Regions from separate parts of the Homo sapiens genome. Here regions 2 and 3 are each linked to region 1. A link is a loop called in an ENCODE intact Hi-C map of the cell type or tissue named here. Cell type or tissue: GM12878. All regions are shown on one strand.

The links. Hi-C counts contacts between places; a loop is a spot of excess contacts. Peaks named below come from ENCODE experiments on the same cell type or tissue, not always from the same donor. Only the 100,000 strongest peaks of a DNase experiment are listed, where the experiment ranks them.
Region 2: it touches region 1 in a loop (2.9-fold over the local background); 4 of 110 quality-filtered maps call a loop at or near these places.
Region 3: it touches region 1 in a loop (2.4-fold over the local background); 4 of 110 quality-filtered maps call a loop at or near these places.

Annotation. Positions count from the first base shown.
Region 1 is chr7:69,820,483-69,828,482 of GRCh38, forward strand. The region is part of intron 1 of AUTS2 (activator of transcription and developmental regulator AUTS2); the gene reads left to right. Among named protein-coding and RNA genes, the nearest start is that of AUTS2, 230 kb to the left of the region's middle. In GM12878, a CTCF peak has its summit at 4,724; DNase peaks (open chromatin) are centred at 4,159 and 4,956; H3K4me3 peaks cover 4,556 bases; H3K27ac peaks cover 3,450 bases.
Region 2 is chr7:69,884,778-69,892,777 of GRCh38, forward strand. All of the region lies in intron 1 of AUTS2 (activator of transcription and developmental regulator AUTS2), which reads left to right. Among named protein-coding and RNA genes, the nearest start is that of AUTS2, 290 kb to the left of the region's middle. RefSeq lists an enhancer at 5,018-5,147. In GM12878, no CTCF peak of the experiment used is centred here; a DNase peak (open chromatin) is centred at 4,774; H3K4me3 peaks cover 567 bases; H3K27ac peaks cover 1,760 bases.
Region 3 is chr7:69,895,046-69,903,045 of GRCh38, forward strand. AUTS2 (activator of transcription and developmental regulator AUTS2) reads left to right here. Exons shown (of 19, transcript NM_015570.4): 2 at 4,241-4,453. Among named protein-coding and RNA genes, the nearest start is that of AUTS2, 300 kb to the left of the region's middle. In GM12878, no CTCF peak of the experiment used is centred here; a DNase peak (open chromatin) is centred at 3,376; H3K27ac peaks cover 466 bases.

The sequences.
Region 1 (8,000 bases):
TTATGCTAAAGTTTGACAACTCCTGCTTTAGGTTCATCAGTTCCAGGGGGAATAAATGAGTAAACAAGGCACATAGAATTAAGGGCTTCCTATAGGGCACAGCGAAGGAGAGAATAAGGTGCTTTATAGCAGGATGCTAAGCTGGACTGTCAATCATGTGGGAAAGGGGTCAAAGACTGGAAGAGCAGGGATCATCAAGGCAGTGTTTGCTGGGGAGAGAAGTTATTGAGCCAGGTTTTGAGGACTGAATAGGAGAGAAAGAGGTAGAGTAGCATGAATGAGCTCAGATGTGATAGGGAGGGTTCTGTTCCTTCAAGAGCTTAGTTAAGTGTAGTGAAAACACACACACACTCCGGACAAGAAAAATTAATGTAAAATCAACTATAGAACTTAGGCAGGTTTATGAAGAAGAAAATATATTCCTCACAAGTTGGATTCCTGTGAGTTCATCTCTTTTATTACCTCTGGCAATGGTGCAATTAATTGGGGCCAGGGCTCTGCACCTGGAAAGGCTTTATAACGTGAGATTCTCAAGAGGAAGATTTTATTTGCCTAAGGCTACTACTTTAAAAGTGAGAGAGGCACTCATGAAAATTAGGGGTAACTGTAAAAAGTGATAAGCTGCTCAACATAGATTCAGTGCCCAGTATGTATAAAGTGCTGTGTGTATACTGGAGAGAGGGAACTGGAATCTAACTTGGGGATGGGGGTGGATCCAGAGGAGTAGAGATATGAAGAAATACACATTTAAGTCCAGTAAGTTTTTCATGCACCTGTAGTCCTGAGAGGTGAAGCCAGCTGGACGTCCTGGGTCGAGTGGGGACTTGGAGAACTTTTCTGTCAAGCAAGAGGATTGTAAATGCACCAATCAGCACTCTGTGTCTAGCTAAAGGATTGTAAATGCACCAATCGGCACTCTGTAAAATGGACCAGTCAGTGCTCTGTAAAATGGACCAATGAGCAGGACGTGGGCAGGGACAAATAAGGGAATAAAAGCTGGCTACCCCAGCCAGCGGTAGCAATGCAGCACTGATCCCCTTCCATACTGTGGAAGCTTTGTTCTTTCTCTCTTTACAATAAATCTTGCTGCTGCTCACTCTTAGGGTCTGCACCACCTTTAAGAGCTGCAACACTCACCGCGAGGGTCTGCAGCTTCATTGCTGAAGTCAGGGAAACCATGAACCCACCGGGAAAAACAAACAACTCCAGACGTGCCACCTTTAAGAGCTGTAACATTCACCTTGACGTCCAAGGCTTCATTCTTGAAGTCAGTGAGACCAAGAACCCACCAGAAGGAACCAACTCTGGACACAGTCCAAGCTACTCCAGAGGCTGAGGTGAGAGGATCGATTGAGCTCAGGAGGTTGAGGCTGCAGTGAGCTGTGATTGCACCACTGCACTCCAGCCTGGGCGATAGAGTGAGACAGGGTCTCCAAAAAAAAAAAAAAAAAAAAAGTCTAGTAAGTTTTTGTTTTCCTTTAAAGGCAGAGGGGAGCCACTGAAGGTTATTGAGCAGGGAAGTAACAAGATTAGAGTTGTAATCATGAATCTAATTAAAAAATCAGTGACTGGAGGGAAGTAGATGGGTTAGAAGGCTAGTCTAGTTTTAATACTGTGAGGCAGATGAGAAGGGCTTGAACTAGCAGAGTTCTAGAAAAATGGTGATGTAAGCAACAATAGAGTCATATTAGTTAAGGGTGAGAGGGAAGAAATATTTACAATTCACTGTGGACCAGCCACTTATGCCTGTCATTGGTAGAGCTTAACCATCACAATTTTAGCAACACAGAGATTGATTTTTATAGAAGGTCCAAAGGATATGTAGCTTGGAGACATATTCAAGATTTGACTCATGCTGGGTGTTATGGCTCACACCTGTAGTGGCTCACAGCTACCTGGTAGGTCAAGGTGGGAGGACTGTTTGAGCCCAGGAATTGGGACCAGTTGGGCAACACAGCAAGATCTCATCTCCAAAAGCAAAAGATTTGATTCAAGCCTGCCTGCCTGCAAAGCCTGTACCCTTTTTGCTCTAGATTCTAGACTTTGGCGAATAGAATGATACATTTTGTTTATAATTGGACAGTTGTTGATCTTGGCAGAAGTGTTGACTGCTGGGAGGTGTTAAGAGAAAGGAAAAAGCAGCATAAGATATGGAAGTTTGTTTGATGAAACTGTATCTCAAAGAGTTTAAGAGTTTTAGCACAGGACAGATAGAATCTTGCCCCACCCAAGATGATGGAAGAACAAAACAAAGTCTGTGCTGTTTTCTTTGTTAACCAGAGTTGAGAGTGGAGTCCAATCCAATATCTGCCTAGTGGGAGTCTCTTGAGTCCTGATCCCATGAGATCATACATATGGCTGCTACTCCTGTTGTGAGGAAGGTTGCAATTTTAGAAATAAACCTGGAGCTTTTGAAGGTCCTATTTATTACTTCAGCCCACTTACTGCCGAGGTCCCCATGTTTTGCAAGTGACAAAAATAAATCTAAAATGGAAAACTAGGGAGAAGGTGAGAGAAAGTGTCCAGAGAAACTGGGGACTTTGAGTTGTTTGGTCTAAGCTACTTATTTGCATTTTTGTCTCCACTTCCTAGCAAGCATATTGGTACTTAGCAATGGTGGGAGGAAGGCAGAACTGTAAAAAAAACGAAGTCATCATTCTATCCTTACACTTGAGTTTCCTTTCAGCAACCTCTCTCTCCCTTGTCTTTGTCCCGTCTCATAACTTAGGCGTGATGTGCTGCTGTATCTGCCTTGCTGCCTTCTCCTGAGTGGAAGCTGCAGCTACAGTGTTGGTTATTACACCTGGCAATTAGATTGTGCAGGACAGTAGTTGGCTAGGAATGGCATAAGGTTGCATGCCTCGTTAAATCTGAACTCCACTCAGCATAGACTCTTGTAGAAGCAAGGGGGATTTGTTTAGGTAAGGAGCCCTTGAAAGGAGCCTGCTTGTTGAACTGTATGTTGAGCAGCAGTGATGAAAAGATGCCTAAACATGTGTCCCACAGCAGCTACAGTCCATCAGCATTGGACACATTGGTAGATCACCCCTGCTGTTAACACAGGTCTTTTCAGCTTACTCGTTTGTGTACTTAACTGTTGAGTGCTCTTTTAATTAGGGGCGACTAACATCAAAGTACTATAGTTGTGCCGGGCCTGCTAATCAACAGGTTTCACTTATACTGGGGATCACTTCAGCTTTACACCACCATTATCATGACATTGATTTTTCTGTGCACATAAAAGGAAGCACTTACTGAATACAGGAAAAAATCATGATTGCTAGGTGGAAAAAAAAACAAAAAACCAGCAAGAGGAACTCAGTTACCCAGGGAAAATGTAAACGTTTCATATGAACATTGACAGTGAAATGGATTTGATGAGTTTTGAGGTGATTTTGTTAGATACTTTGAGAGAAATTGAGAATTCTGTATTCCGAAGAGACAGCCGGACTTGAAACTCTAGAGGTATGATTTTGACCAAGACCTGAACTTCTCTTTGCCTCAGTTTTTTCATCTATAAAATAGGGTTAGTAATAATACCAACCTCACTGAGATATTGTGAGGATTTTGTGAGATATTGTGAGATTGAATGATTAGCTTAGTCACTGGATGTAAGTACTCAAATTATAGCTATTAATAAGTGTGATACGGCTGGGCACGGTGGCTCACGTCTGTAATCCCAGCACTGTGGGAGGCCGAGGTGGGCGTATCACAAAGTCAGGAGTTCGAGACCATCCTGGCTAACACGGTGAAACCCCATCTCTACTAAAAATACAAAAAATTAGTCGGGCATGGTGGCACCTGTTGTCCCAGCTACTCAGGAGGCTGAGGCAGGAGAATGGCGTGAACCTGGGAGGCGGAGCTTGCAGTGAGCCGAGATCGCGCCACCGCACTCCAGCCTGGGTGACAGCGCGAGATTCTGTCTCAAAAAAAAAAAAATAAGTGTGATACTTAATGTCATAAATCATTGTTATTATTTCTGAGAACTGATATCTTGTGGTCCATTGTTGTGGCAGAAGTATAATTTATATAGGAACCGAAACCAGCCCTCGATTTTTTTTTTTAATCGCCGATCTTGGTTGGGCTTCACTATCATTTTCATCAGCTTCACAACCCCTCAGTTCTGAGAACCCTCCTTGCCATACAAGCCACTGGAGTGTCTGCGTTTCCTTTCTGTGGACATTGTCACCTTTCCCTTCATTTTGGTAAGGCCATGGAAACAGAGCAATCAGATAAAAGACCTGGGCATTTGGCACTTTCATTGGCCATACTTCTCCTTCTGGCTTGAGTTTATATGTGGTTTGGGGTAGTTACTGGTGAAATTGAGCTTTGCAGCTGTCTACTTAATCTGCATTTCCTGATCTGCTTTGGCTGGCAATCAAAAGCTGTATCTATTTCGGAGATTGCGCAATAAGACTTTTAATGACAAGTTAAAAGACAAAGGGTTGGTGGGATTGAACCTTATGCAGAAAATACTTCACTATACTTCGGTGGCTCCTGTTTACTGGTGATTTTGTGTGGATAGTAACTTAAAATCAAGAAACATTTTTGCTAACATATTTCCTGGGCCATTTTAGAAAGAAATTTCTTTATTTAGCCAGTAAGTAGAGCTTTCTTTAGCGTTTACATAGTTATCTTTTTAATATTAATTTTTGCAATCCATATGAATGAGGCCACATGTCCTTTAACAATTTTAGACCTCTTCTGTTATGCATTACTGCCATCTGTCAGTATGAGAGAAAGCTTCCTGGGGCAGAAGGACTTAAAACAATGGTTCTCAACCCTGGGGTCACATTAGAATCACTGGCAGAGCTTTTAAGAAATTTTAGTGCCTGGGCCAGTTCCAGATACATAGTTGCTCTGGGATGGGGCCCAGGCATTGATGTTTTTAAAAAACTCCCTAGGTGATTCTAGGGTATAACTGGGCTGAGAGGCTCTCCTCCGAAAGCACTGTCTTAATGGAAGAACCAGTGGCATGAGAACAGTTCTGCTTTTTCTCAGCAGTAACCTTGTTGTCTTCCATTGCAGTGCTGATTTTGACAATGGAGCCATGCGGTTGTATTTGGGTAGCGGTTTGGAGGGTAACAAGTGTGTCTTTTGTATCTCTGAATCCTCTGCAGCCAGTCTAGTGCCTGGCATATACTAGATGCTCACTATCCTCCACTTCACTTCTTTTGGATGACTAAATAATGGAATGGAGCCCAGATGTACTAGCCTTTTTACTTAATCCCTGAGCCTTTCTCCTTCAGTGGTCCGTAAGGGAGCAGGTCCACAAGCATACACTTTTATTGTTCCAGGAGGAGGAAGACGCCCAGCTTCGGAATGCTTGAGGCATAAAACTGATCCTTGGTTAAGATCAGCAGAGGCTTGCTGTGTGCAACATAAATTGTCAGGTAAAGAAGCAATTAACGTAGTGCCATTTATTTCCTCTTTAAGCATCTAGTCCTTATGAGTGTTGTGGTTCTGCACTCCAACTGGAAACAGGTTCTCTATTGCCCTGTTTTGCTCTTAAACACAGACACCTTTTTCAGTCAAGAGAATTAGGGCCTTTTAAAAACTCTTCTTTCTTTCTTTTCCTTTTTAGGTAGCCCATATTGAATCAGGTCCTGCAGCTATAGTTATTCATGCAGGGAGAATTCTATGAACACAGGGGAGAATGGCCTGGGAGTTTGATAATTTGTTATTTTTTGGTTTGTAGATTGAGAAGTATATTAAGTAAGGATAACCCCTTATAGTTAGTTAGTTATTTTATAGTTTTCCTGTCCAGAAGGTTTTAATCTCTCACACGGCTGTGGACTGGCAAAGTAACTAATTATTGTCTCCAGTTTATGGATAAAAAAATTTAAGATGCGGCAAGGTTAAGTGACCTGCCTAAGGTGATAGACCTGGGCCTTGAATCCACAGCTTTTGACTGTAAATCCCTTCAGTACACTGAGCTTTGGATAGTACTTTTGCTTGGATTAGAACACCCTATAAATGTGACTAATGGCATCTCAGGGTTCTGTCCTGGCTGTCATAGTTGAATCCTTTATTTGCATTGCATGTGCTTGCTTGTGTGTGTGCGTGTGCAACTATTAATATTAAGCATCTTGCCATTTGCCTCTGTAGAGCACAGTTGATAGACGGGAATATACACTTGATGTAGTCAAGAGAGTGTCATCTTTTATTAAGAATTCTGATCTTGCCTCTCCAAAATGCCTACTTTCACTTTTAGTCTATTGTAAGTGTGAATATTTGTGTGTGGTATTTTATTCCTAGGCAAGGTGTTTTTCTCAGTCTATGTTGTGTGTCTAGGATGATAATGTTAAAGCTTAATATATTTAGTTTTGGAAGACTACATTTTTCTGGGGTGGTTTATGAGTTGTTTTCCTTCCTCCAACAAATTATTGAGTGTCTAGTATGTGTTCTATGCTGTCTACCTTTACTTCCATCTCAAGGAAGTCTAGGATAAAAATAACATTGTTTATCTGTGAAGGGATAAAGAGTCAACACCCATTTCATGTCAGCTCTGTCTTTATTAGGCATTTGGCTATTGAGCTTTCTAATTTCTTGACTTTTGGGAGTGTTTCTCCCAGTTACCAGACAGGTCCAGGGTGGGAAATGCTTTCCTTGGGCCCCAGAACTAGCTCATGGAGAGGTGGTTGTAGCTTCTGGGAATTTTGAAAAGAGCCACACCCAGGAATCTGCTTGGACTATGTGTTCTTTCTGTCCTGCCTTTACTCTCCTCTTTTCTCCCTCTTATAAGCAAAGCGTCTTTTTGCTTCCTTGCCCCCAATCCCAGAGAGACTGTTAACTTATGTTTGCATGTAAGGAGAACAGTCAGAGTTAAGGATCTCAAACTCAGGAAAGTGGTTTTTGTACTCAAGAGCTCCCTGTGTGTTTGCGCAGCACACTTACCTCCATCCAGGATGCACTTATCCTGCGTAGATGGATTGTAACCGTGATAGAGGGGGAAAAAGAAGAGGGGAAAAAAAAACCCCTAAAAAAACCCTGGATTCTGAAGATGGCTGCAGTATATTCTTCAATAGAAATTTGAAGCATGAAGTGGATTTTAGAACACCACATGAAGCTCTTCTTACTTAAAACACAAGAACTTAAAACTTGGCCAGGGGAAAGGTGTAGGGAGGTGGAGAAAAGCACTCCTTCCATTTAAGGGGAAGTAAGCACTTGACTTCATCAATTGTGGTTAAGATAAACAAAGCTTATCTTTTTGGTTGGCATCAGAAGGGGCATTTAAAGTCTCATGAAATGAGAGAAGGGTTGTTCTGTTCCTTATTTACTGTACTTGAACGGAGTCACTGAAAACCTTGATGGGATGTCTCTATGACTGCTCATTCCTAGTTGTCTGCAGCACTGTGGCCAGTGAATATGCTGGTTCCCACAGAGGAAGGCCCACAGCATGGTTTCCTTCCTCTTCTTTTAATTTTGCCTCGTGTCTTTTGTAGACGAGAGTGCTCTGCAGTAATTCTTTTGTAGAAACTGCCATGCCTCAAATCACATTACATAATACAGGCTGGGGACCAGCATTCCGTGAGGACTTGATCAATGGGTTGGGAAACAAGGTTGATAGCATTGCTGTGGAGGAGATGTCAATGCGAATTTGTCAGCTCACCTCACATCCTTGCTTGCAGAACTTTGATTTTATTTAGGTGTTCACTTCCATGTGGACTTGAGTTCAGGGGGGTACATCTTGATTAGTCTATTCCAGTCATTATATTTCTACTCCTTGTCAGTGATGGGCTTAGGAAGGTCCAGGTCTGGCTGGCTGGACATGAGGGGAAATCTTGTGTGGGCACTTCTAGAAAACGTTTCCTTGATTTTGATGAAGAGAAGTATAATTTCTATCTGGTTGTTGTCTGCATGTGGTGCTTTGAAATTGGCAGTTGCCATCTTTGAACCGTGAGCCAGCGTAAGAGGACAGGCCCACATGCAGGGGACAGCAAAGCTGTACAAAAGATAGATACTATCTTTGATGATATTGTGGAGCTGTTGAATTGATC
Region 2 (8,000 bases), 64 kb after region 1:
CTTTCAAGTCAATGTAGTAGCCAACTGAAAGGACAGTCTCTTTTCTTGCCTCAACCGTAATTGTAGGGTCTAATTTATTCTCACTGCAGATATAGCTTGAGGAGTTTATTTGGTCTATGTCTCAGGTCAGTGGGTATATCTTAAGCACTTTTCTGTGTCTCTGAAAACCTGCAGGATAGTTTGTTTTATTTTTACCTATATGATGCCAAGGGAAAGAAAATTCTGTCTGGATAAATCCTGAAATAGAAGACTGGGGGTGAAGATTGAGAGAGAGGGAAGGCAAGTACAGAGTCATAGCTGTGTGAACAAGCTCTAAGACTTGGAAAACTTTCCATGAAACCCATATATGTTTCTCATGTAGTGATAGGTTATTTGCAATATGTGTTGAACAGGAATTTCTACTTTTTGTGCCGCGAGTATTTATAGCTTTCATCATTATTCATTAATATTTATTGAGTCACATAGGCAGAACATATGGAATTCAGGGTCTAGAGTATATTTACAGCTTCTTATTTTTTTAAGGTCAGAAAGGTGTCATTCCCTGCCACTTTTCACCTCTTAAATAAATCGGTGAAGGTTGTCAATTTTACAGAAAAGCCAAAGCTTTTATTTTCTGTCTAGATTTTTATTGACAATGTGAATTTTTCAGAAGGAGTTCGGCTATTTGACTTAGGAGGCATAGCCTTTCCCTAATTACACTTCGGTGGGGAAGTGGAGGTGCACAGAAGGATTTTTATAATGAGACAATACTAAACTGTAATTTAAAATTTCCTTCCAACAAAAGACCCTAATCTTGGCACTTAGAAATAAATCTGTAATGACGTGGTGTTAGGCAGTGGAAGCAGGATTAGAGCCAAGGGACTCTGGGTGTGTTGCCAGTTGCTGATTTTCTCACTTTGGAAAGTCACTTGTTTACCCAGCCTTAGTTTCCTCATGTATAAAATAAAACTGATGGTGCCTGCTTAGAGAGCTATTAGAGAATTCAATGAGGTGATTATTTTAAAAGATACTGTAAACTTTTTCCAATGCTGAGTTGTTGTGCAGACATTAATGGTTATGAAAAAGATAAATTAGTCCTCGCTTTATATTCAGAAATGGTCTGACCTTTCAGTAAATTATGTTTAGTTCTTAAATCAAAACCCAGTTAGGACAAGAGAGCTTGAAGAGTACGTATACATAAGAGAAGTCTCACAGAGATATTTGAAAGGCTGGAAAATGTGCTCTGGAGGCAAACCCTCCACTGAATTGATGAATTCTAAGTTACATCTGTTGATATTTTTTGTGTGCTAAATAGCCTCCCAGTATGGTAACATTAGAGAGGCTGAAGGAACCTAAGAGGAGGACCCTACATTTATAGGTATTGAGGTAGATTGGTCTCTGCCCTTGAGAAGCCAATCAAAATTAGGTTGAGAAAGGATGTAGCAATTGTTCGTGGAATACTAATAGGCATATATGCACTTGTTCATGTTGATTCTCTATGTCACTGCTCTGTAAGAGAAGGAATGCCTGCACATCTTCAATAGGAAGTTGACAACAGTTTCTGGAAAGTTGGAAGAAAGTTACAGAATTATTCCTTTAGTAGTAATTATTCCATAGTTCTCTAGAAACATGACAAAACCTCTTGAAAAACTTGAGTCATAAAAGGACTGCCTCACATATATACACACACTTCCTGATATGCTGTGTAAAACTGCGTTTATATTCAGAGCCACATAACACAAATTTTGCCAGAAGTTGCTTTTTATACCACTGAATAGCTCTAAACTTTAAATTGTCTTTCATAAAATTGTTTCTTGTCTGCTGAGTGGACAGAATGTCTCTCTCTTCCCCACCCTTCATATCATTTTGTTTTCCTAAATGGGCCACTCTGTGAAGTAGTTCTTTACTTCTAGCCACCACCCCTGCCTCTAGAACAATGCAACCAACCTTAACCAAAGTCACATATCAAGAGTTCTCTGCTGCCTGTTAATGCAGATTTGACTTCTTTGTGTGTGTGTGTGTGTGTGTGTGTGTGTGTGTGTGTGTGTGTGTGTCAGGGTCTCATTCTGTCACCGAGGCTAGAATGCATTGGTGTGATCATGGCTCACTGCAGGCTCAGTCAGTCCTCCTGCCTCAGCCTCCTGAGTAGCTGGGACTACAGGCATACGCCACCACACCCAGCTAATTTAAAAAATATTTTTCTGGAGACTGGGTCTCACTCTGTTGCCCAGGCTGGTCTTGAACTCCTGGGCTTAAGCCAGTCCACCTGCCTTGGCCTCCCAAAGTGTTGGCATTAAAGGCATGAGCCACCGTGCATAGCCAGATTTGACATCTTAAAAGCCAGAGCTAGACATACTTATTGATTGTCTTCCTGGGGCCAGGTGCAGTGGCTCACGCCTGTAATCCCAGCACTTTGGGAAGCCGAGGCGGGTGGGTCACTTGAGGTCAGGAGTTGGAGACCAGCCTGGCCAACATGGTGAAACCCCGTCTCTACTAAAAAATACAAAAAATTAGCCGGGCATGGTGATGTATGCCTGTAATCCCAGCTACATGGGAGGCTGAGACAGGAGAATCATGTGAACCCGGGAGGTGGAGGTTGCAGTGAGCTGAGATTGTGCCATTGCACTCCAGCCTGGGTAATAGAGCAAGACTTCATCAAAAAAAAAAAAAAAAAAAAAGTAATGGAAACTCAGAGAAGGTTGCTGAAGGGAAGCTAGAAGGCCTCCTCCAGGACAGAGAAGTAATCATTTTACACTTATCACTTACGGTAACTACAATAGAATCAGTGAGCTAGTTGCTGAATACTTCTAGAGACATTGTTCACTTAAAGTGAAGGTGTGATAGTATGTGAATACCTGGGGAAGAGAAGAAAGCGAAACATTTTTAGGAAAGAAAAGGAAAGTATGTGACTTATTACTAATCAGGATCAATTTGAAGATCTGAATAGATTTTCACTGGCTAATCAGAGTTATTCTGTGGAATATCTGCAACCTCTGCAACCACTTTTGATTTTTCTGTGAATAGTGAGGTACTGAGATCCAGTAAATTATAATTTGGCCTTGATATCAAGCCATGAAAAAGATGTTTAGAACTAACATTCATTGGCCTCTTTCATTTTTTTTTCTCTTGGGGTTAATAAGGCGATTTATGTTATTTCTAGGCATCTGTTCATCCCCTCTTTAGCATATAGGGGAATAGAAATGGTTTATCCGGGATATGGATGTGGTAATGTGTCTTAGTCTGTTTTTGTGTTGCTACAAAGGAATACCTGAGGCTAGGTGCAGTGGCTCATGCCTCTAATCCCAACACTTGGGGAGGCCAAGGCGGGAGGATCGCTTGAGGCCAGAGTTAGAGACCAACCTGAGAAACATAGCAAGACCTTGTCTCTACAAAAAAGTAAAAATAAAAACAAGAAAAAGGAATACTAGATGCTAGTAATTTATAAGGAAAGGAGGTTTATTTCACTCATGGTTCTGCAGACTGTACAAGAAGAATGGTGCTGGCATCTGCTTGGCTTATGGTGGAGTTCTCATGTGGCTTCCACTCATGATGGACGGCAAAGGGGAGTCAGTGTGTGCAGAGGTCGCATGATGAGAGAGGAAACAAGAGGATGGGGGGAGGTACCAGTCTCTTTTTAACAACCAGCTCGTGTGGGAACTAACAGAGTAAGAACCTCTCTTAGTTCTATTAGAGTTCGACATGAGGGAGGGCATTAATCTATTTATGAAGGATCCAATCCCATGACCCAAATAGCTCCTCTTAGGCCCCACCTCCAACATTGGGGATATATATATATATATATATATATATATATATGTATGGTTTTTTAAATTATTATTTTTTTGGAGACAGTCTCACTCTGTCACCCAGGCTGGAGTGCAGTGGTGCGATCTCGGCTCACTGCAACTTCTACCTCCTGGGTTCAAGCGATTCTCCTGCCTCAGCCTCCCGAGTAGCTGGGACTACACCTCCACGCCTGGCTAATTTTTTGTATTTTAGTAGAGACGGGGTTTTACCATATTGCCCAGGCTGGTCTCGAACTCCTGAGCTCAGGCAATCCACCTGCCTTGGCCTCCCAAAGTGCTAGGATTACAGGCATGAGCCACCAGGCCCACCCATTGGGGATATTTCAACATGAGTTTTGGAGGGGACAAATAAACTATAACAGAAATAATTAGATAATGTGTTTGAAAGTCTTGGATGGAAGTCCGAGAGGGGAAGAGTGATGGAGTAGTACAATTCATAGCATGGCCCAACAGCTTCAGAATGAGAGGACATTCAGGGCATCCTAATTTCACAAGTTCATTCTCCTTTAAGTTTTTGTTTTTAGAAATGGGCTCTTGCTTTGTTGCCTAGGGTTCTCAAACTCCTGGGCTCAAGCAGTTGTCTAGCCTCAGTCTCCCAAGTAGCTGGGACTGCAGCCATGCACTACCAGGTCCAGTTCTAATTCATTCTTTTATAAACAGGTTACTGTGTGTCCTCTACTCTGTTCTCTGCTAGGAATTCTGGCATGATGAAGTCATAGCCATTGTCCTTATGGAGGTAATTCTGAGTATTACCAGGAAGATCCAGTTACCAATATTTTGATACACTGTAATAAGTACATTAATTCTTTTCCTATCTTTTGCATACAGTGCTTAATCAAAAAATGAATAATGGTTGTTTCAACTTACTTTACCATCAGCAGTGTGCAGTGGTTCCCATTTTTCCACACCCTCACTGACAAGTACCTCTTGTCTTTTTGATAATACCCGTCCTAACAGGTGCAAGATGACATCTCATTGTGGTTTTGATTTGCATATTCCAGATGACTAATGAGCACATTTTCATGTACTTGTTGGCTATTTGTATGTCTTCTTCGGAAAAATGTCTAGTCAGATTTTTTTTAAAAAGAACATATTACATGTAAAAAGAATAATGGTTAATTAAAGCAAGTATCATTAGAATTACACATCCTCTCAAATGTGTGCGTGTGTTACTTTAGTGGATTAGATTTAAGTGGGAGAAAAAGCAATCGAAATTTGAGTGTTCTGCTTGTCTTTCTTCAGTTAGCATACCAGGCTTCTGCCCTTGGAGAGGCCTGAGAATTGTGTGGTGCTAGTTTCTCTTCTGGCTGCCATTACACTATCTTCTGTTGTATGGTTCTTTTTGCCTTTTTGGACTCGTCCTTTGTGTACGTTATTGCCCTAAGCCCTCACTGATGAGATTTTCTGCCTCAGTCATGCTGTGCTCAGCTTTCAGAATGTTGTTGTTACGGAGGAGTTAATTTTTTTTTTAAGGTTTCCTTTTCGTCATGCTGTATTTCTCAGATTATCTGGAGGGACTGTAATCCAATTTTAGGAATCCTTCAGGGCTGAGAGCCTAAACTGTTTTAAGCAATAGCATCTGGTTGCCAGGGACTCAACTACTTTGAGCGTGTTAAGGTCTAACGGCAGCCAACTCTCAATTATCTGTGGGAATGGGAGACTCCTGGGATGTTTTCAATTCACAGAGTGTGCAAAAATCTCACTTAAACGGATAGTCGTGACCTCATCCCACAGCTGAGTTTAGGAGAGCTTCTCAGTGTGTGGTTTTGTTTTCTTTTTGTTTTGTTCTCTTCTCACCTTTGACAGTGGCACTGCAGCATTGACAGGTGCCTTTTATATGTTGAATTTATCTGTACCTGATCTATTTTTTTAAACCTTGTCCCTCTCATCTTTATTTAGATTCCATATGTGTATCATTATATACATTAAGTATGTTTTAATAAACTGCCTCAATTCTTTTACATTTTAGGAGCAGTAAAATTTATTTATATTTTCTTTCTTTGCTTATTGGCTAACGTGCTCATGGGAGGGGATGTAGCCAAACAGTAATCAGGCTACCAGATAGAAAGATAAGAAAACTTTACAAAAGGTTAGCCTCTGAATAATAATTGAGAACTGGCTGTTAAAAATGAAAAAAAAAAAAAAATACGAACTCTACCTTGTCACTGAAAATGAGGTGAAGGCCAGGCAGTGCTCCTCAGTCAAGACATTCGTGTTCACAACTGAGTTGTCTCCAGTGGAAATTTCATGGCTACTTTATGGCCTAAAGCCAGTGCTCCCAGACGTGGTCATCCCTTGGTTTTAGGATTCTAAAAGATGAGTTTCTTTTAATGAAAACTGAATGTAATCTAGTTGTTAGGGATAATTATATGCCAGTTGTGCATGACGGCAAGGGCCCCTGGTTTTTAAAAACCAGCTTTATGGAGGTATAATTTACATTCCAGTAAACTGCACAAACTAACAATATACAATTTGATGAGTTTTGACATGTGTATATACCCATGAAACCACTGCCACAATCAAGACAGCGAACATGTTCACCCCAAAAGTTTCCTTATGTCCCTTTATAATCCCTTCTTCCTATCTCTCCCAGGAAGCCACTAGCCTGCTTGCTGTTGCTATCAATTAGTTCATATTTCCTAGGATTTTATATAAATGGGATCATACATAATATAATCTTTTCCGTCTGATTTCTTTCACTTGGCATACTTATTTTGAGACGTATTCATGCCACCTGTATCAGGAGGTTATTTCTTTTTATTGCTGAGTAGTATTCCATTGATTGGTTACAACCACAGTTTGTTTATCCATTCATCTATTGATGTACATTTGGGTTGTTTGCAGTTTTAGAAGCATTGCACATCTGCTAGGAGCATTCATGTGTAGCTCTTCATGTAGACATGTACTTTAATTTCTCTTAGGGAAATACCTAGGAGTAGAACGGTTGGATCATATGGTCGGTGTACTTAGAACTTTTAAAGAAACTACTAAACTTTCTTCCAAAGTGGTTGTGCTGTTTCATATTCTCACCAGTAGTGTATGTATGAGCATCCTCTGCATCCTTGCCCACTCTCGGTAGGGTCATTCTTTCTTATTTCAGCCATTTTATATGTATGTAGTGGTATCTCATTGTGGTTTTAAGTTGTATTTCCCTAATGACTACTGATGTTAACTATTGTTTTATGTATTCATTCACTTTCCAGACAGATATCTTTTTTTTTTTTTTTTTTTTTTTTTTTTTTTTTTTTTGAGATGGAGTATCTCTCTGTCATCCAGGCTGGAGTGCAGTGACACAATCTCGGCTCACTGCAACCTTTGCCCTCTGGGTTCAAGCGATTCTCCTGCCTCAGCCTCCGAGTAGCTGGGATTACAGGTGCATGCCACCATGCCCAGCTAATTTTTTTGTATTTTTAGTAGAGACAGGGTTTCACCCGTTAGTCAGGATGGTCTCGATCTCCTGCCTTGTGATCCATCTGCCCTGGCCTCCCAAAGTGCTGGGATTACAGGCATGAGCTGCCACACCTGGCCCCAGATATCTTCTTTAGCAAAGTATCTGAATCTTTTGCTTATTTAAAAAATTGGGTTGTTTCCTTTTTTAGTTTTGAGAATTTTTTTTTTTTTTTTTTTTAAGATGGAATCTTGCTCTGTCGCCCAGGCTGGAGTGCAGTGGTGCAATCTCGGCTCACTGCAACCTCCACCTCCTGGGTTAAAGCGATTCTCCTGCTCAGCCTCCTGAGTAGCTGGGACTATAGGCGCGTACCACCACACCTAGCTAATTTTTGTATTGACCAGGCTGGTCTCGAACTCCCGACCTCAGGCAATTTGCCTGCCTTGGCCTCCTAAAGTGCTGGGATTACAGGTGTGAGCCATCACACCTGGCCCAAGAATTTATTAAATTAATATATTCTGTATACAAAACTTATCAGATACACATTTTAAAAAATATTTTTCCATTCTGTGGCTTATCTATTTATGTATCTTTTACTCTCCTGGTAACTCACAGAACAGTCACTTTATTTTCTTGACAGTATCTTTTGAAGAGCAAAATTTTAATTCTTGAAGTGTAATTTATCAATTTATTCTTTTATGGATTATGCCTTTGGTGTCATAGTAAGAAATCTTAGCTTAACCCAAGATTACAAGAGTTTTCTCTTAGAAATTTTATGGTTTTAGGTTTTACATTCAGGTTTATAATATAGTTTGTGTTAGTTTTTT
Region 3 (8,000 bases), 75 kb after region 1:
AGGTTTCCTTAAGGAAGTTCTTAAATTAGTGCTACTGGTTGGTTGGTGGTGGAGGAAAGCATTGGTGGGTGTATATTTACAAACAATTACACAGGCATGTAGTCATGTACACAACTCTTGTGACTGTTGATAAGATGATTAGTTTATGATCAGTCTTTGTCTTTGATTCTTAATGCTTATAATGGATAGTTTTTGTCATTTTTCTCCAAGACAGTCTGAAAAAATTAAATAGTTATTTTACTTTATAAATGGTAAGCAGTCAGTACCTGTTTATAGAGGGAATGAACAAAGAGTGGTCTGGTTTATTCAGGATTTGTACCAAAAAATCTATATAGTAATTTATAAATAAAGGTAGATCTTTGAAAAAAATAAAGATAATCTCTAGTCTCTGAAAATATAAACCTGTTACATAATAAAAAGTTGTTATAGACTCTTCATTTCTTCTTACCTCTTAAGCCACCACCTCTAGACACACTTTGATCCTCTCTCTCTCTTCTTCCCCCCCCCCGAGTGGAAAATCTCAATATTAATTGGAGCTAAGATGATTGTACTACTGCTGCTAAGACTTCAGCAGGTCTCTTACAAGCTAATGTCACGGCATGGGGTCCATTTGCTCTGTGTAGCTATTCTGCAGTGCAGTGAGAATTCCTTGATTAATATGCTACATGAAAATAAAATGGATTTGGAAAAAATTATAGCATACTCTCATAAATATTAATTCACATTTGTATGGAATTACACATAATTTTCAATATACTTTGGAAGCACCTTCAGTATGAAAGATTTGGTCTCCAAAGAGAATGGCATAATTTTTTTAAAAGCACAGTGGATACATTATTAAGCATCATTTGTTTATTAATCTGATCCTCTACATGCATATGATGCAGGGCAGTAGGTGGGTTGTGTGACAAAGAAAGGAGCTTTATACCCTGTGGGGAGTTTTTATATTACACTTAGAAGTGGTACAATTTAATCACATTATATAGAAGCAGCCCATGATGGAACTCACCTGGCTCCCTCTGCTAGTGTTGCCATTATTCCTGAGTGTCTCTTTATGGCAGCTATTTTGGTTAAATGTGAGACTAAACACAGAACATTTTTGAGCTGAGCAGATGCCTGGCATAGCTGACTGAGGTTGTGGACACTGGACAAAGGAATTCAATTCAGCAGCCATTCATTGAACATTTACTATGTGTTAGGCATAGCATGCAAGGCTGTGAAATCAATGGCCATGTGCGCTTGCTTTGATCTCGACTTGTCCCCTGAAACACTTTTCACCACATCCTCATTGCCTCAGGAGAGCTACCTCTCCGATGGCAGAGGGTTAATCGTCTGCAGTGGTAGCAGCTGGAAGTTAGGCCAGAAGCTGCTTATTTGCCTTGTGGACTGTTATCTTTGATATCTTCTTACTCTTAAGGATAAGGCCTTTCCCCTTTTCTGGGGTTTCTTGCTGTTTGCTGTGATCCTTCGTGTATACCAGCAGTGCACACTAGATTCCTTGGTTTCCTGCTTCTATCACCCTTTCTGGCTTGCTACACTGTATGTTAGAGACAGCTTAGACTATTTTAAAGTCAGTATTGTGCTTTATAGGTTTGGATGTTTTAACTAGTTGACTCCTTTATTTATGTATTTATTGACTAATACATTGGCCACCTACTATTTGCCTGGTTTATGTGAAGTACTTATGTGAAGCACTGGGATTACTGAGATGAACTACTTAGTCCCTCCCCTCTTTCACATTCTTTCAAGAGATTATGCACCCAGCTGCCTCAAGGCCTTTGCACAAGCTGTTCTCTCTGTTCAGCCTTTCAGATCTAGGTCAAATAGCAGTCATTTTCTCAGCTCTAACCCTCTCCTCTGGACTATATCATTTCCCTTAGTTTTAGCACCCATAACCTATCCTTTAGCGTTGTTAACTCAGTTTGCAATGATATATTTGTGTGATTTGATTAGTATTTGTCCTGTAAATTCTAGGCTCTATGAGGGTGGTGACTTTTCCCCACACCATTATCATCCTAAACATAGGTCAGTGCTACATTGGTACTTGGCATGTACTGGGCACACAAAACATAATTGTTGAATGAGTGAAGACCTGAGAATAGAGTACTTTGTATTACAAGAAAGGTCTCCCTGAGTGGGCAACACTGCTAAGAGTCACTGAACTAGAAAAGGGAGGAGTGTGTAAGAGAGGCCTTTTGAGGCCAAGGCAAATCAGTGTAAAGGCCTGCGTTAGTTTGTCCAGGCTGCATTAGCAAAATGTCATAAACTGAGTAGCTTATAAACAAGAAACATTTATTTCTCACAGTTCTGGAGGCTGGGAAGTCCAAGGTGGAGGCACCAGCAGATTCTGTGTCTGGTGAGAGCTTGTTTCTCATGGATGGTACCTGTTCTCACATGGTAGAGGGGCAAATAGACTCCCTTAGGCCCTTTATAAGGGCACTAATCCCCTTCATGAGGGTTCCACCCTCATGATCCAGTCAACTCCCAAAGTCCCCCATCTCCTGGCCAACATGGTGAAACCCCGTCTCTACTAAAAATACAAAAAAAAAAAAAAACAAAAAAAATGGCTGGGTATGGTGGCAGGCATCTGTAACCCCAGCTACTCGGGAGGCTGAGGCAGGGAATCGCTTGAACTGGGGAGGCGGAGGTTACAGTGAGCCAAGGTCGTGCTGTTGCACTCCAACCTGGGCAACAAGAGCGAACTCTGTCTCAGAAAAAAAATATATTCTGGGGAGACACAAACATTCAGATCATAACAAGGCTCAAGGTCTCAGACTAATAGGAATGGCTGATTTGGGGAGAGATGTCAGGGAGTACCATGCATGTAAAGTTGGGAGTGCTGGGATATTGCAGCAGAACAGTGAGAAAATTGGATGTGAAAGGGAGGAAAGAGAGCGGTATTTTAAGGAGAAATGAGTAAAAGGAAATTTCTATTTTGGTTTTGTTTTATTTTTAAATGTACATTTAGATAGTAAAAAATTTAATTGTTCATTTAAAAATAACTAAAATAATATAATTGGATTGTTTGAAATACAAAGGATACATGTTTGAGGTAATGGATACCCCATTTACCCTGATGTGATTATTACACATTGCATGCTTGTATCAAAACATCTTATGTAAGTCATAAATATATATGCCGACTATGTACCCCAGAAATGAAAAAATTTTTAAAAAGTTCATTTAGGACTGCAGAAACTGAGGAAGTGTGGTAAGGCTTCATGAGGGGGATTTTCTGTGTAAGAGGATTAGATCCACTAGTTTCCAAATAACTGAGTGCCAAAACATTTTCATTTTATTGCTTAGTGTGTGCATCATTTCTCACAGGGCAGAGGATATTTGCATGTATGTGGTTTGTTTGATGTTCTGAGAGCCCATTTTGCACGTGGTCTCAGAGTTGTAGTGACTTACTCCACTTCTGATAATGAATAATGTCAGTGTCCGGACACTAAAAGCCCAGTCTGTTGGAACCTTGGTGTGTACTGAGCTGCCTGGAGGCACAGAACTCTTATCAGGTCATGTGGCCTGAAATGCTTACCTGTAGTTTCTACAGATGCAGTTCCCCATTCAAGGACATTGATTTCCCATTTCCTACCCACCTCCCCTCATCCCCAACCACACACAGGAATAAATTAAAAGTTGCTGTTGATCTTGGTGATAATATTGTTGTTACATTTTGCAAAGAAAATGGAAATAAAGGATGCTTAGAGGAACATGTAAAAAAATATAATGCATTAAGGAAACATTTTAATCATATGAATAGACAGTTCTTTCTTGCTGGCTCACATCCACCTGGACCTGATAAATTCAGTTGGGTGCTATTTCTTTTGAATTGAGCATGCACTTAGTGCTCATTTTCTGAAACATAATTGATGTACCAACTTGGGAAATGAGTGTATTGCACTTCCTTGGGGAAGGTCATTGTGTGCTGGACCCAGCACCAAATCGAACAGAAAGCTGCTATCCCAGGGAGCAGTGAAATCACTTTTGATGCATATACTTGTGTTTTGTTTAGTTTTCTGCCCAGTAATAATAGAAAGGATATATATATTTGTGATGGCATTAAGGATTCAGGAAAATTGAGAAGCCATGTTTCTTAGTTTTGGGTCTTCTCATATCCCACTTTCCTATCCCTCTCCCACTTAGTAGTAACACCCTTTAGTATTTAGCCTATATTTTGGGTGTGACCCTAGATACCTTTGTAACCACCACTTCCCTTTCCTTCTCTTCTTTTCTACAGAAAGATGTAGCACTTAAGCCTCAGGAACGTGTGGAGAAACGCCAGACGCCCCTGACCAAGAAGAAACGAGAAGCACTTACCAATGGCTTGTCCTTTCATTCAAAGAAGAGCAGACTCAGCCACCCACACCACTACAGCTCAGATCGAGAAAATGACCGCAATCTCTGCCAGCACCTTGGGAAGAGAAAGAAAATGCCGAAGGCACTCAGACAGGTGAGGAAGCTTGGGTTCGCTCTTTCCTGTGGCGGCAAAATCCCTTCCTTAGGTGCTTCCTCCACTGTGGTTTTTCGTAACAGGTGGAGAAGATATCCTTGGTGGGATGCTGAAGTGGTTGTCCAACAAAGCTGTGTGCGTGCCTTTAAAAGAATCTAAAACCCAATCTCAGCTCTTTCTATGAGGATTTGAAACTTCAGCATGGTGCCCTTTCAGTCAGATGTGCTTTATGCAACAAAGCTTGATGCTAAGTGGTACTGGTATTTAGGGCAGACCTGTCTTAACAGTTGTCAAGATGGACTGGCTTGCAGGGGAGAGATCTTTGCAATTAGGATAAATGGAACAGGTGGATTTCATCACATACATTGTGCATCTCATGGTTCTAAGGTGCTAAAATGATTGCCTGTGTGTGAGAAATGCCTTGCTAAGATTTATATTTTCCGGGGAAGCTCAGATATTGTGGCATCTGGGAGGGCAATGGCAAAAAATGAATTTGCCTTTTGGTGTCTTAGTTGTTCTCCATAGGCTATAATTCAAGACTATCTTTGTGATCTGTTGATTGTATGAACGTCTGATAATGAGGCTTACTGGCCTGTTAATAATTAGGTTTCAATGATCCACAAGAAAGTATGGCTCTTGGCATTTGGGAAGCCTTTCTGCCTGTGGAAATCCCCACATGAGATGGATTAATAATGAGATATGAAGCTGTTTATAGCAGTTTTTCTGCACAAATCCAGAGGCTTCAGTGCCTGTCAAGTTAGTTACCTGTGTCCTGGGTGTGTTTTATTTATTTTTGGCAGGACCATTGGGTAGGATTGACTATCACTGAAGAAAGCAGAGGAAGGAATTGTGGTGTACAGAGCAGGTGCTGCTAATTAGAGGTGGAATAGGTAATTTTTGGTTTGCAGATGTTTCTCTGCAGAGGCAGGGAGATCTGGGATCAAACAAAACAATGGTTCCCAAACCACACAGATCTTGAGAATCATATAATGAGAGCTACTAAACCTAAATTTCTGGCCCCTCTTTAGGACCTAATGACATTTGTAGTTTTAGAAAGTTTCCTATTTGAAAACAGTCAGCCTGGTTGGAAGTCACTCTTACAAAGAATCAAGAGTGTATTTGGGTGATGGTTTTTAGTTAAAAGATTGGAAAGATCAAAAGCCTCAATATGATGTAGTGGGCAGTTTGGTGTCAGAATTCTGCCTTATACGTAGTGAAGCATATAATCCTGGTAAAACATCTGGGGTGATGGGTTTCAGATGGACCCAGAAGGCTTCCAAGGTAATGCCTAAATCTGACAACCAGCACAGTGTTTCCAAAGGTACACTTGTGTCCTGAAACGCCAGACTGGAGTTATAATAGTAATTATTAACATTTACCTAATGCATACTATGCTACATTCAGTGAGGGAGTTTTTATAGTATAACCTATAATTTGTACAACAACCCTGCCTAGTAGGTAATATCATGGTTACTTAACAGCTATGGAAACGAGGGCTCAAAGAGATAAAGTGACTTGTCTGAGGCCTTGTCAATGAGGGAAGGAGCCAGGGTTTAGACCCAGATATCTCTAGTTCCGTGGTTTGTTCTGTTTTCCATATTTAGATGAAGTTTTATTTATTTTTTTCTTGATAGGGAGTTGGGGAGAGGGAGGAAAGCCTAAGTTCTATAAAAGGTGATGTTCCTGTGGTATTTGTGACTCCTAACTCATGCCTCTGTGTGAGATATGTGAGAAAAGTAATTAATCTCAGTGGAGAGAGATTGCAATGTAACCACCCCCCTCTCCCTCAGGCCCCCGCCCCAGCAGGGTAAGAAGGAAGCCTTCTTACTCTGAGTTAACACCAAGCTGCGGATCCTCATCCTTGAATCTTTTTCTTCTAGACGTGATCTGACTTTTCTATTCTGTGTCCTCAGAATTATTCTTTGTATTTCTTTCTACTTCTTCGAGACTTTCAAGGTCCTCTGGTGACAGAGTTTTATGATCGGAAAAGAAGACTAAGACGTAACACATCTTAAATTTGAGTAGCTTTTGGTCTTAATGGCCAACTCTCTTGTACTAATGGTATTTGAAATCAAAGCTATCTTTGTTTTAGGTAACATATTTGAAAAGCAAGTATTTTGACTCTTTATGAATCATGGAGAAGGAAAGCATGAATTGTATCTTTGGCCCTATGTAAAACTTTTAAAAACAAGGAGTATTTTCTTACCTTCAGTGTTGATGCCAAAATATGTTATCCAATCAAGTGTTATATTTCTAGTAAGAAGGAATGCAGAAGGTGATAATTGAGATAAGGCCATAATACTTCTCATTTTTAATATTCTTAGAATCACTTGTGCTATTATGAAATCCCAAACAAGTCACCATCTGGTAACAGCCCATCTGGAAAATGAAGGGCTTGGACTTGAATGTTTCTTAGGCTCCTCCCTCTGGGTCCCATAGTTTTTTAAATTTATGAATAACACAAATACAGTGTTGTAAAGGTCTGTAAAGGAGTCTGTAGGTCTGAAGGTAATGCCGTTTTGGAGTCAGTCTGTAACTGATAGGCTCTGTGAAGACATTTATTTATTTTTAATGTTTTTTTTTCTTTAAAATTTTGTTTTCATGTAATATGAAGACATTTAAAGGAGAAGGGTAAGATGCATTTATAGTAGGAGGGAGGGGAGTGGTCCATTGTGTGTCAGTCCAGACAACTGCCATCTGTTATGTGATCATTGGTAAAAGGTGACACATGAGTGTTTAATGACCATAGTAGATGTTCAAAAAGCTTGTCTGAAGAATACTCGTGATTGCTTTCCTATCATCCTAGATGCCTGTAAATATCACAATTACTTTATCGCCTGCGTTTGCCTCTTATCAGGTAAAGAAACTGAATCTGACCATCTTAGCTGGGAGGGGACCTTGAGATGAGAGTGAGCTTTGAGGAGCATTTCTACATTAATGGATTGTCATTTAGTGCCTGTTATTGAGAACTACAGATGAAATAGGGAAGAGGCGAGAACTTAGTCTTTATTTCTGACTTGGTTAGAATGAATTAGGTTTGCATCTTATTAGGAAATGGTACTTCCTGAGCAGACAACTTAATGCACAGCTTTCCTGTAATTATGGGAAGATGTTACTCCTTAGTAGAGAGGAAAGAATAGGATTTTTTTTTCTGAGACTCCGTTGAAGGCAACTGATCTTTTTACTCGGAGGGTGCAATTATAATACTTTTATAGGAAAGATGTATAGTTCTAAAACCAAACTGCTTATTCTTTCACTTGCCTGGTTGTAAAACCCAAGTTCTTGTGATGTTTTTCCATACTACCAAAAGAAAGCTTTTAAACTGACACTTATTTGTTGGATTATGTTTTTAAGTATAAATACATACTGCCTTAGAAGATGCTGAGGTGGCACCTGTCTTGGCAAATGGTTGCACTTTTTGATATGAGAAATTTGAATACTTTTCTTACTTCCCAAAGGGGTTAAAATTATGAAGAAATCAATAAATTACCTCTTATACAACTCTTATACAAAATAGCGCATGTCTTTCTGACCTCTGTAAATGAAC